Regions from separate parts of the Homo sapiens genome. Here region 2 is linked to region 1. The links are chromatin contacts, found by Hi-C or POLR2A ChIA-PET in ENCODE. All regions are on one chromosome and are shown on one strand. Each heading gives the region's core, a stretch centred on a gene start or an enhancer-like site at or near the end of the contact. The rest is flanking DNA. Distances are from core to core; before and after follow the strand shown. Region 1 overlaps ABLIM1 (actin binding LIM protein 1). Region 2 overlaps ABLIM1 (actin binding LIM protein 1).

Evidence for each region. Hi-C counts contacts between places; a loop is a spot of excess contacts on that map. ChIA-PET counts read pairs that join two places held with the same protein, here RNA polymerase II (POLR2A).
Region 2: a map of astrocyte of the cerebellum shows a loop between it and region 1 (4-fold over the local background). The contact joins two enhancer-like sites. A Hi-C loop is called at or near these places in 2 of 168 maps with a recorded cell type or tissue (astrocyte of the cerebellum and endothelial cell of hepatic sinusoid). POLR2A ChIA-PET finds 5 or more read pairs at or near these places in 4 of 52 experiments (CD8-positive, alpha-beta T cell, GM10248, OCI-LY7 and 1 more).

Annotation. Positions count from the first base shown.
Region 1 is chr10:114,427,035-114,432,704 of GRCh38, forward strand. It overlaps ABLIM1 (actin binding LIM protein 1), which reads right to left. Exons shown (of 23, transcript NM_002313.7): 23 at 4,078-5,670. Among named protein-coding and RNA genes, the nearest start is that of AFAP1L2, 25 kb to the left of the region's middle. Within about 2 kb of position 4,242, at least 2 of the 41 ENCODE cell types and tissues checked have a DNase peak (open chromatin) inside an H3K27ac peak, as active enhancers do.
Region 2 is chr10:114,468,653-114,474,480 of GRCh38, forward strand. ABLIM1 (actin binding LIM protein 1) reads right to left here. Exons shown (of 23, transcript NM_002313.7): 9 at 5,227-5,304; 10 at 4,325-4,480. Among named protein-coding and RNA genes, the nearest start is that of AFAP1L2, 67 kb to the left of the region's middle. Within about 2 kb of position 3,784, at least 8 of the 41 ENCODE cell types and tissues checked have a DNase peak (open chromatin) inside an H3K27ac peak, as active enhancers do.

The sequences.
Region 1 (5,670 bases), core at 2,992-5,491:
TTCGCTGCTGCTGCCATCAGACCCCTCTCTTCTTAGTGCCTGGACTCAGACACCTGGGGGTCTCAACCCGGCTAGATCTGGGGCTAGAAACCCCTGAGGCTCTGCCCTGCCTCCAGCCCCTTCGGGATACTCTGGGAGGGCCTATGGCTAACATATGCTAGGGGCAAAGCAGGAACAGCCTCTGCTCTGAAGGGGAGGTTTCCTAAGCCAACTTTTTTCTTTTTATCTGATGGGAAGGGCTGAGTTAAGAGTGAGCAGCAGGGGACAGCACAAATAAATACAGAAAAACCTCTCCAGGAGCTGTGATTGTGCTCAGCACAATAGCAGGCCCTGGAGAGCAAGTTTTATCCAGTGGAGATTGGAAAGTAAAATAAATGTGGTCCTATTACCCCCTCTTCTGCAGACCCGACTCGCTACAGCCTATCCCTGAGCTCTGCCAGAGTAGAAGGGAAGTGTTTGTTCAGAGTCCTGGTCTCCTGTGGGGAAGAAGGTGCGGAAGTGAGTTCTTAGGGCTGGGGTCGAGATTCCCTGAAGTTTTGGGTGCTATTCTCCCAACCACCCTGGCTTTCTCAAACGCTGACAGCTCCAAGTCCCCGCCCTTCCCAGTGCTTTCCGGCCCACAGTGGGCCACCTCCAGCAGGGTGGGCCTGACAGACACACCCTGGCAATGACCTGTGGGGAAGAGTAGCCTTCTTCCAGCAACGGGCAAGAGGGGCTGGGGAGGATTGGTGGCTTTCTCCCTCAATACTCTCAGGACCAGCAGCTCAACTTTTACAGCCTTTGGTTGCTTTGAAGTGAGTCATACCATTGAAAAGATCTTTCTGGAACAAACACCATCTTTCATGAGAATGAGTCTCAGCTCTTCCACAGGGAGTGTTTCTAAGCACCGCCGGAGTAGGCTAGGACAATCCTCCCAACCCAGGAAAACCCTCTGGAGCAGCTGAGTCCCAACCTGGCACCTCTGAACGCTTCCAGTTTGAGGAGTCTGCCATGCTGGGTGGCCACAGTGCTTTGGGGGCACCTGTGCCCCTCTCGGCATGACACTTGCCCATAGGCAGTGTTTAGGACTGCCTCAGCCTCCCGAGTAGCTGGGACTACAGTCGCCCATCACCACACCTGGCTAATTTTTTGTATTTTGAGTAGAGTCGGGGTTTCACCATGTTAGCCAGGATGGTAGCGATTTCCTGACCTCGTGATGATCCACCCACCTCAGCCTACTCAGCCCCACTACTCAGAGACAGTCTCTCTGGGTCTGTTTCCTTAACTAAAATGGAAGGAACCTAAGGAAGTATATGAAAGAAACCACAGAAATTGTTTAGTTCGGGGCTGGGCAAACAGTACTTATTACATGGCAGCTACTTCATGAATAAAATCCTTTTTTTTTTTTTTTTTTTTTGAGACGGAGTCTTGCTCTGTCACCAGGCTGGGGTGCAGTGGTGTGATCTCAGCTCACTGCAAGCTCCGCCTCCCGGGTTCACGCAATTCTCCTGCCTGAGTAGCTGGGACTACAGGCGCCCGCCACCACACCTGGCTAATTTTTTGTATTTTGAGTAGAGACAGGTTTTCACCATGTTAGCCAGGATGGTCTCGATCTCCTGACCTTGTGATCCGCCCGCCTCAGCCTCCCAAAGTGCTAGGATTACAGGCATGAGCCACCGCGCCGGGCCTGAATAAAAGCCATTTTAAGTGCTCGTTTAGTATCATGCAGGCTCTTGTCCTGCAGGAATTCTCATAATAACCTTTTGTGGTAGGTATCATTATTATTCCTCTTTTATGGACATGGAAATTGAGGCTTAGAGAAGTTAAACAATTTGTTAGTTATACAGATAGCTATTGGTGGAGCTGAAACTCGAACCCAGGCAGCCTGATGCTATACCCTGCACTCGGCTGCTGAGTAATACTTCTGGTTATTATTACTACTAATTAGCACATCTTCAGGGGATCTCTATCTTAGACTATGCTTGGGTGGAGAGAGTGCTGTTGTTGAAGTATGTAAAAGAGGTCGTGGGATTATTTTAATCCTGGAGTATTTATATAAAGACTAGAAGGAGAATCCATGAGGAAGGCCCTGTGAACACAAACAAAATGACTAGAGGGAGGGGTAAAAAGCCCAGAGTGAAAACTAATTCATTCTCAAATGATTATTTAAAATAATACTAGTCCTTATTCAACCACCTAAGTGCTCACGTGCTATAATTTGGCAACAGTCTTTTGATGGATATTATTATCTTGTCCATTCTGCAGATGAACAAATTGAGGCTGAAGAGAGGCTAAACGGGCTCCAAGACACACAGACAGTGAGTAACCCCCAAACTGTTCATAAATGCGCCTTGGTGGTAGTGTTGGGGCTCATGGCCACACTGAAGGGCGCTGGCCGGTCTCACACTAAGAACCCATTCTGTGCAGTGTGCCCTGGGAGATTCAGAATGTGGGACACAGTCCTTGCCCTAAGAAAGTCACAGGGAATGGGATGTGGAGGATAACAGCATGGGATCTGAAAAGGGCAGACCTGGAGAATTCTAGCTCTGCTGCTCACTGGCTGAGTGATTGGGCATGTTTGATTAGACTCTGAGCTTTGGTTTCCTACCTGTATAGTGGAGCTACAATTGTCTACTTTGAAAGGCTCTCACGAGCAATATAGTTATGCCAAGCTAGGGTGCCTGGCGCTCAGCACAGAGATCTCACTACAGTTCAACTGAAGAGCAGAAACCCACGCAGCTAGCAGTTCGAGGCAACACTTGCTAAGTACCGACCTTGAGGTTCAACTAGAGGCATGCAAAGAATTACATGCAGATTGGGCTGGGCCCATTAAGACAGGCTCATAGAGAGGGTGTGAACTTGGACTTGTCTTTAATTTGGAACAAATGGAGCCCATGGGAAATTCACATGGGTAACTCCAAAGAGCTGATGGGTAGCTGTTTTTAAAGAGTCAACATTGATCATTACTTCCTTTCCCTGGGGCCAGGTCCTCTCTGCTCCACCACCTCCTTGAAGAGTTGAGCATCGTAAAGAAGAAATACCTTTGATAAAGCTGCCTGGGAGGGAGCAAGCATGGTATGTCCTGGGAACTTGCAGTGGTTTGGCAAGATCTGAAGGCAGGGTACTGGGGGAGAGGCAGCTGAGCAGTGGGTGAGGCGAGATCCTTCCACTCCCAGCAAAGGCAGTGTGAGATTCGCTGACTAAAGTCTAGCAACTGAAGTGAGGCACGGGTCAACTTCCATTGGAGAGGTGGCCACCAGAGCCAAATCCCACAGAGAGTTCATAAGGACTGGAGATGACCCCTAGCTATGGTAATTATGGACCACAGCAGGGATGCTTTCCCACGGGTGGAGGCAGAGATGAGCAGAACACAGACCTTGAGCTGAGGTCTCCCGGCCTGTTTTCCATGGTGGTGAACTAAAGATGCCAACTGTCTTGAAAACAACCTGCATCCCGCTTCCAGGGGAGGGTCATGTGAATGCCAGTGTGACTGGGTCTTGGGTAGTCTCAGCAGACACAGAGCAGAAGGAAGGCTATCGTTGGAGTGGGCCATCTTGGACATAGATCCTTGTACTTTCTGGCAAGCCTAAAATCTTGGCAGTGATGATAACAAGGAAGTTAACATCTACAATTTCTTCATGTAAAGTTTGATCATGCAGGGGATGCCCAAAATTGGAAGGATGCTTTTCTCCTACTGCATTCTAGCTTCTTACTAAAAAGTGGCCCACACTCATAGTGGCTCAGAAGCTTCAAACCTCCTCAAATCCCCAGCTTTGTCGAAATGATGGGACTATCCCTGCTGTGTCACAAACCAAATCAAACACCTATGACACAGCACAGTGTAATGGCTCTACTAAACATTTCTTTCCTTTGGACAGCTTGGTCAATATGGTCTGGGTTATTGGACACACAGTCCTGGAATATCCTGCTGTTATTTGCTGCATTTTTCCACCTGCATGATAAAAATGTATTCCCACAGCCTTGGGTTCATTCTGATTTTGTTTTGATTATTGGAAGTTGCGTTGGTGCTTTTTAAAATGAGATAGACCTTCAAAGGGAGCCAGGGAACGAGAAATGAAACACAGGTATGGAGGCATCTACGAATAAAGCACACAACTTTATTCACGAAGTTGTGAGTATGACAGTGATGCAGAGTATATGACAAAGGAGTGCAGTGAGTGCTGCTGGCAACAGGAGCGGGGAGCAGGTAGGGATCACAGGCACAGCAGCGCGGAGCCGGCAGGGCCACCTCCTCCTCTACACACAAGCATGTGGCACTTAGCGCGCCAACACACACCTGCTCAGTTTCACAGGGAACACGACACAGCTTTTCAAAAGGAATTCTTCTAAACATTTGCTTTCATATTTCCAAAAGGGGAGGGAGGGCAGGAAGAACCACACACCTTCCAACATTTGAAAAAATTCCATAAACCCAACTTAAAATCAAAGAACTCAGAGAGCTTCAATGCGGAGTCATCAGCAACTCGCAGGAACCACACACATGATTGGACAAGTCTGTACATAAAACCCCAAAAGAACATCAGTTTTGTGGACAATGGTTTCCTCTGCTGTAAAGAAACGTATGCATATATGATCAGTAAGCAGCTCACATCTTTCTGAATGTCAAGGTCTACAGGATTGTCTCTGTCCACCTTTGGTCAATGGGTTCAGGAAGTGACTCATGGGAACTGCACTCTTAGGAGAAACACTTTTGGGAATAATTTTATTGAATAACAACCACCACTCAATTACACTAAGCTTCAGAAATTGTTGGATTTGTTTAATTTTGCTGTGTACCTATACATTGTTTAGAAAGTTTCTTTTGGCTTAAACTGACCATTTCCCCCCTTCTTTTTGAGTTTTCCATGATTAAACTTGCCCAAATAAAAACATAACAATCCATATGCAAAGCATATCTGCCACCACCTCCCACTGCTTCCTGGGCCGCAAACAGAAAAATAAACAGTGATTAAAAAAAAATGCCAAAGTGAAGGTTTCTCTTTCTTCTATCACAACATAGTTGGGTAGTTCCCTTAAAGTACATCATTGCTATAAGTTGGTATCACTGCAAATCTCAAGTCCCAAATAATCTCTTTTTCTGGATAGAAAGTTATTCAAAAGGGAGCACAAAAGAGCAAGCTTTGGGGCATACTGACAAACACTTCATTGGTTAGAAGAGAATAATTGTAAAAATCAAATAAAATTGAGGCTGGCATAGGAAGTACAGATTAAATACAGGTTAAATAGCTACCAGAAACACAGAAGAGGTGGTTAATAAAAACTGAGATTGCTTCAGAGGACACAGGAGGGTTGATGAGACAGTCTATTTTCCTTCCACCATCTTCCATGAGAGTCAGGAAAAGGGTTCTGTGAGCACCCAACCTGGAGCGGTCACCTGTCTCTTCCATACACAGGAGGATGCTAAGACCCAGTTAGCTTTAAATGGTTTTTAGAAAGACTTACCTAGTCAAAAGTGGTTAATTTGAACTTTTCAAACTTGCAAAAGCATATACATTTGATATCATCATCTGAGAAGCAATTCTTAGAAAAAAATGTTTGCTTCAATGTCTAAAGAAATCCAGTGAAAGTTTTAGAAACATTGCCAGCTAGACGTCTCCGAGTTAGAGTTGATTGATATACTGGATTGGGATGGAGAGGATGAGAACTGAAAAAGAACTGCTCCAGCCTCTG
Region 2 (5,828 bases), core at 2,534-5,033, 41 kb after region 1:
ACATCTCCCTGTCTTCTGATCAGGTACAAATGCATCTGCCATGGGGCTCAGACAGGTAGACTCTGACAAAGTTCCGGGGAGATTCTGGTGCACATCTCTGCCTAAGAACCATGAATAGGCCGGGTGCGGTGGCTCACGTCTGTAATCCCAGCACTTTGGGAGGCTGAGGCTGGCGGACCACAAGGTCAGGAGATCGAGACCATCCTGGCTAACATGGTGAAACCCCGTCTCTACTAAAAACTACAAAAAATTAGCCAGGCGCGGTGGCGGGCGCCTGTAGTCCCAGCTACTTGGGAGGCTGAGGCAGGAGAATGGCGTGAACCCGGAAGGCGAAGCTTGCAGTGAGCCGAGATCACGCCACTGCACTCCAGCCTGGGAGACAGAGCGAGACTCTGTCTCAAAAAAAAAAAAAAAAAAAAAAGAACCATGACTAGATATGATTGTGATACATACTTAGGTGATTAAGCTAGACAAGTTGGAACCATTTCCCTTATATATTCAAACTACGCTCATTTTACTATGATGAGTTACAGCATCTACTGAAACATAGGATCTTGTTCACATGGTTGTTGACTAAATTACAACCACAGCAATCACCATAAAATAGTTTGATAACTAAAATAGGACTTTGGTGACCAGGCATGGGGCATCCTGCCTTGGCTGCATCGCCAATCTCACTATCATTCACCTCGCCAATCTCACTATCATTCACCTCTGGCTTCCATCCTCCTAGGCACACAGGCTTCCTTGGGGCCATCAACAGGCCAAGCTTTCTGTCACCTCAGGGCCTTTGCACTTGCTGTCTCTTCTGCTGCCAGTGCTTTTCACCCAGACACCTGCAGGGCTCATTCCCTGTCAGCGCTGATGTCTCTGCTCAAACCCACTGTCACACAGCATCTCCGTGACCATTCTGTCCAGAGGAGCAACCCAGCCCCTGGTACGCTTTCTCTTTACTCTGCTTCATTTCTCCTCAGAGCCCTACCACTCTGTAAAATTATATTACATATCTGTTTCTTTACTGTCTGTCTCCCACGTGATGCCACAAGCTCCATGAGGGCAAGGACTGTTTGTTTACAACTACATATTCCCAGTGATGACAGCAGCTCCTGGGACACAGTAGTTGCTCAAGTATTTTCCAGATGAATAAAATGTTTACAATTAAAATGCAAAAAGCTTTCAAATAGAAATGAAATTCAAACAGAGCTATGGAGAACACAGCCAGGGGTGGACTTCTCAGTTTTAGAATTTGCCCTTTTCCCCACATTCTATAGTAAGTGGGCGGACTGTCTGTATTCTAAGCCTTCACAAGCTCCAGGGTCTCCTCTGCAGCTACAGCCTGTCTCTAGGGGGTCTCAGCTGGGTGAAGGCTGGTCTCAAGGTCAGGGCCCAGGTCTGCACCTGCACTGACAGCAAGGCCCTGGAGGCACCAATGGCTGCACAGAACTAATCTGACTCTTGCAGTGTTTCTTAAATGGCAATATGTATAAAGGCCAGGTGCGGTGGCTCACACCTGTAATCCCAGCACCTTGTGAGGCCAAGGCGGGTGGATCACTTGAGGTCAGGAGTTCACGACCAGCCTGGCCAACATGGAGAAACCCCAACTCTACTGAAAATACAAAAATTAGCCCAGCATGGTGGCACATGCCCGTAGTCTCAGCTACTTGGGAAGCTGAGGCAGCAGAACTGCTTGAACCTGGGAGGCAGAGGTTGCAGTGAGCCAAGATTGCACCACTACACTCCAGCTGGGTGACAGAGTGAGACTCCACCTCAAAAAAAAAAAAAAAAAAAAAAGGCAATATGTATATGAGGTCTATAAAAGAAGTGTGTTAAACTTTAATGGAATAAATAATAGAACAGCTTGTAAATTTCTCTCAGTTGCAAGATGCAAGTATTGGGAAAGAGTTCACTAATATATCTGATTTCTGATCCCAGGGGCACCCTCTATGCATAGAGAAAACCATGGGACATAATTCCAGGTTATGACAGTAAGTATGCTGATTACGAGAGTAGCCAGCATTTTTCTTAAGCACTTATTATGTGCCCAGTACTGTTCTAATGTAAATAGCTCACTTACTCTTTACAGAAAACTTCTAGCATAGGTATTCTTGTTCTCTATCTTGAGTTTGCAGATAAGGAGATTGAGGTATATAATTTCCCCAAAGTTATGTGGTTAGTCAGCATCGGTCTGGTTTTTCTTTTTTTCTTTTTTTGTGGTGGTGGTTTTTGTTTTGTTTGCTTTGTTTTGTTTTTGAGACAGGGTGTCACTCTATCACCCAGGCCGGAGTACAATGGCATGATCATGGCTCAATGCAGCCTCAACCTCCTGGGCTCAAGTGATCCTCCCATCTCAGCCTCCCAAGTTGCTGGGACTACAGGCGTGTGCCATCATTCCTGGCTAATTTTTGTATTTTTTTTCTGTAGAGATGGAATTTTGGTATGTTGTCCAGGCTGGTCTCAAACTCTTGGTCTCAAGCAATCCACCCACCTTGGCCTTGGCCTCCTAAAGTGCTGGTATTACGGACATGAGTCACCATGTCTGGCAGAGTCTGGTTTTAAATGCAGAGATTTTCACCTCAAAGCCCAAACTCTTGAGTGCTTAATGTTTTACTGCCTTGATGGAGCTGCTGGGAAACGCACACAGACACGTACACTGCACACCATGAACCCCAAATCCTTAACACCATTAAAAAAACTCACATCCCCTTGCTTGTATGGGTTAAACATTAGTAAATTCTCATCCACAGGGTCCAAGGCCAATCTCTATGCACTTTGTTCAGGAACTTCCCCTCGCCTCTTATGCCCTACGAAACTCTGTGGGGTTCAATGGCAACTGACAACCCGGGCCAATGCACCTGCGCTTGAGAGCGGCCGCAAGTGCAGCTACAGCTAAGTGACCACTAGGTGGCACTACATGAAAATGGATATCACTTCCTGCCACAGGGACCTTTTCCACGCAGAGCTATGCTCTGGAATAAAACCCAGATTAGAAAGTAAATAAATAAAAGGAACAATATATATAAAATAAAAAATAAACATAAATATAATTATCAAATAATATTATACATCTGGAATTGAGAACAATTAAACAGAATCACATTTTCATGCCTTTTCTTCTCCAAGACCTCAAAGCACTGTGAGATGCTAGATTGTTTATATTCTGTTTTAACCTTTGTTGAATAGCTGATTTGTCAGCTATTTGTTAACATCTTTGTGGACTAAAATCAGTCTACAGATGATTCTAATTCAAAAAATAAAAGAGAAAAAAATGAGAGTGAGCCGATTGGCCAGGGGAAACGGACTTGGGTAGGAAGCGACCACAGAGAACCTTCAACCCTGAGATGGGACCGGGGAGGGGAGGACCCCAAGGGGCTGAGAGGCTCTGGTCCCGCAGCAGATGGGTCTGCAGGCCGAGTATTAACGAGCCCCAAGAGGACAGGTAGCAACAATGGTAGAAATTGCCACATGCTCAGTATTTCCCCCAAGTCTGGCCTCTGATAATTGCTTTACATAGATTAGCTTGCTTAATCCTCACTAACACCCTATGAGGTAGATTCTATCATCACCCTATCTGTTTTACAGATGAAGAAACTAGGACCATTTTTCTTATTTTTTTAATATATATAGATGAGGTCTCAACTATGTTGTCCAGGGTGGTCTTCAACTCCTGGCCTGAAGCAATCCTCCGGCCCTCAGCCTCCCAAAATGTTGGGATTACAGGTATGAGCACTGTACCTGGTCCAGGAAACTAGCAGCAGAATGGCTGTCACATGGTCAAAGTCAAACAATCGGCATGTGGTGATCCCTGGGTTGAGACCAGGTAATTTGATTCCAGAATGCTGGCTCACACTCCTGTGCTAGACTGTTGCCCCATGCGCTCTACTTTATTTTTTCTTTCACATGCTAACTTTCTTAAGTTGCTGAAAACTGTAATTACCAAAATTTAGGGGGTGTGTTCTCTCTCCTCATGATGCCATGAATATACTTAAAGCTTATCACTAGACTAAGACCCCCAGGAGACCCTCACTCCCTTATTTGCTCTGCCCAGCTCACACAATCCCCACCCCCTCCCCACCTCCCGACAGCTTCCATCCCAGCATGCTAATGTTTAGCTGGTCTTCACTGTTGTTTGATGTGCCATTGTTCTGTTCTCCCACTTCTCATGATGGGCTTCTGAATACCTCAAAGCACCTGGTCTAGAAATCTGCAAATACTAGGCAGACAAAAGACCACCTGATTTACCTGAACTCCAAATGGTAGTTATTACAAATGTGACAAAAGGGAAGGTAAATTGTTGTACAACTCACAACCAGTAGGAATGTATTACCTCTCCAAGGCTCTGTCTCTCCTGTTTGTCATCATAGCCCGAAGTGTAGAAAGGCTCATAGGTAATAAGATCTGGACGTTCAATGTCATAAATTGCCTTGACCTTCGGAATGGCTGCTAAATCCTTGTAATCCAGGATCTCATTGTCTACTTTTGCCTGGCAAAGTTAACCAGAAAGAACAATTACCTTGTAGTCTGACTGCTTTAGGAAACTGTAGTTGGCGCATTTCCTGTTGTTTAAAAAGTGAAGGCCTTAAAATAAACAAAAACCAAAACATCTTGCCTAACACAGTTATACTCTTCAGAAGTTGCCCTTTATACCATATATTAATCATGTTTTTTTAAAAAAGTCACTGAACGCTTAGGAAAAAATCTGTGTAGAATTCATGAAATAGATAAATGTGCAAACCTTAAGGATAATTTCCTGAATTTATGATAGTAAAGGAAAAAGCTCAAACAGATGGTCCAATAATCCTCTCAGATGGCTAAAAACAAGAACTGCATAATTAATAAACTAAATATTTAAATATCTTTGTGGTAGAATTTAGGAACACTCAGTATCAGCTTCATAAAATATATATTTAATCCCCAAATATCTATATGCAATTTAGGTGCAAGAATTTTTTTTTTTGAGACGGAGTCTTAGGTGCAAGAATTTTTTAAGTCCCGCAACATATTACTACATTTTACAGGTCGTCTGATCACTCTGTTGATGGTCACATAAATGTAATTACCTAAAGGTAAAAGTGATTGAGGAGACTGTTCTACAAAAATGAAAATCAGGTCTCATAACAAAAATAGAAATCACTTTGAATCAGTTTTTGTTTTGGATTACCCATTCTGCTATTACAATCCACTAATTTACCTGTCCCAGAAATGTCACTTCCAGAAGTAGATACTTACATAGATAGTATGACCTGGTGAGCCAGGAATACTGGAGCCTGGCCTAGAATAAATACTTTCCGAGGATGTCCTGGTAGGCTGTAAAATAAACAGTGACTTGTAAGACTTCGGACCCTGGCTTCAGAATCTAGACTGTCCTGGGCCCTTAAGCTTTACTAAAAACTCAGCTAGTGAAAAAAAGAAACACTTATCACCTTTTTGAATAAGGTAAAATACAACCTAGAAGGAAAGGTAAATGCAAACTAGTTGTACGATCCAGTTTTGAAAAGGCATGGGGAGGCCTTTCTCTGGCCCTTCCTGCTCCTTGTCCCCTACGAGAATTTCTGGTTTACCTTTGAGCACACCTCAAAGCTTCCCATTTCTCTCCCTCTCTACTGCCGTAGTCCCAGCCCCAGTCACCACCTCCATTCATCCAGATTATTGCAATGGCCTCCCTGTGAGTTTTCTGCCTTCTCCCCTCCCTTCTTCAAATCAAATCCACCTGGCAGGCAATGGATAGAGAGACCTTTTTTTTTTTTTTGAGACGGAGTCTCACTCTGTCGCCCAGGCTGGAGTGCAGTGGTGCGATCTTGGCTCACTGCAAGCTCCGCCTCCCAGGTTCA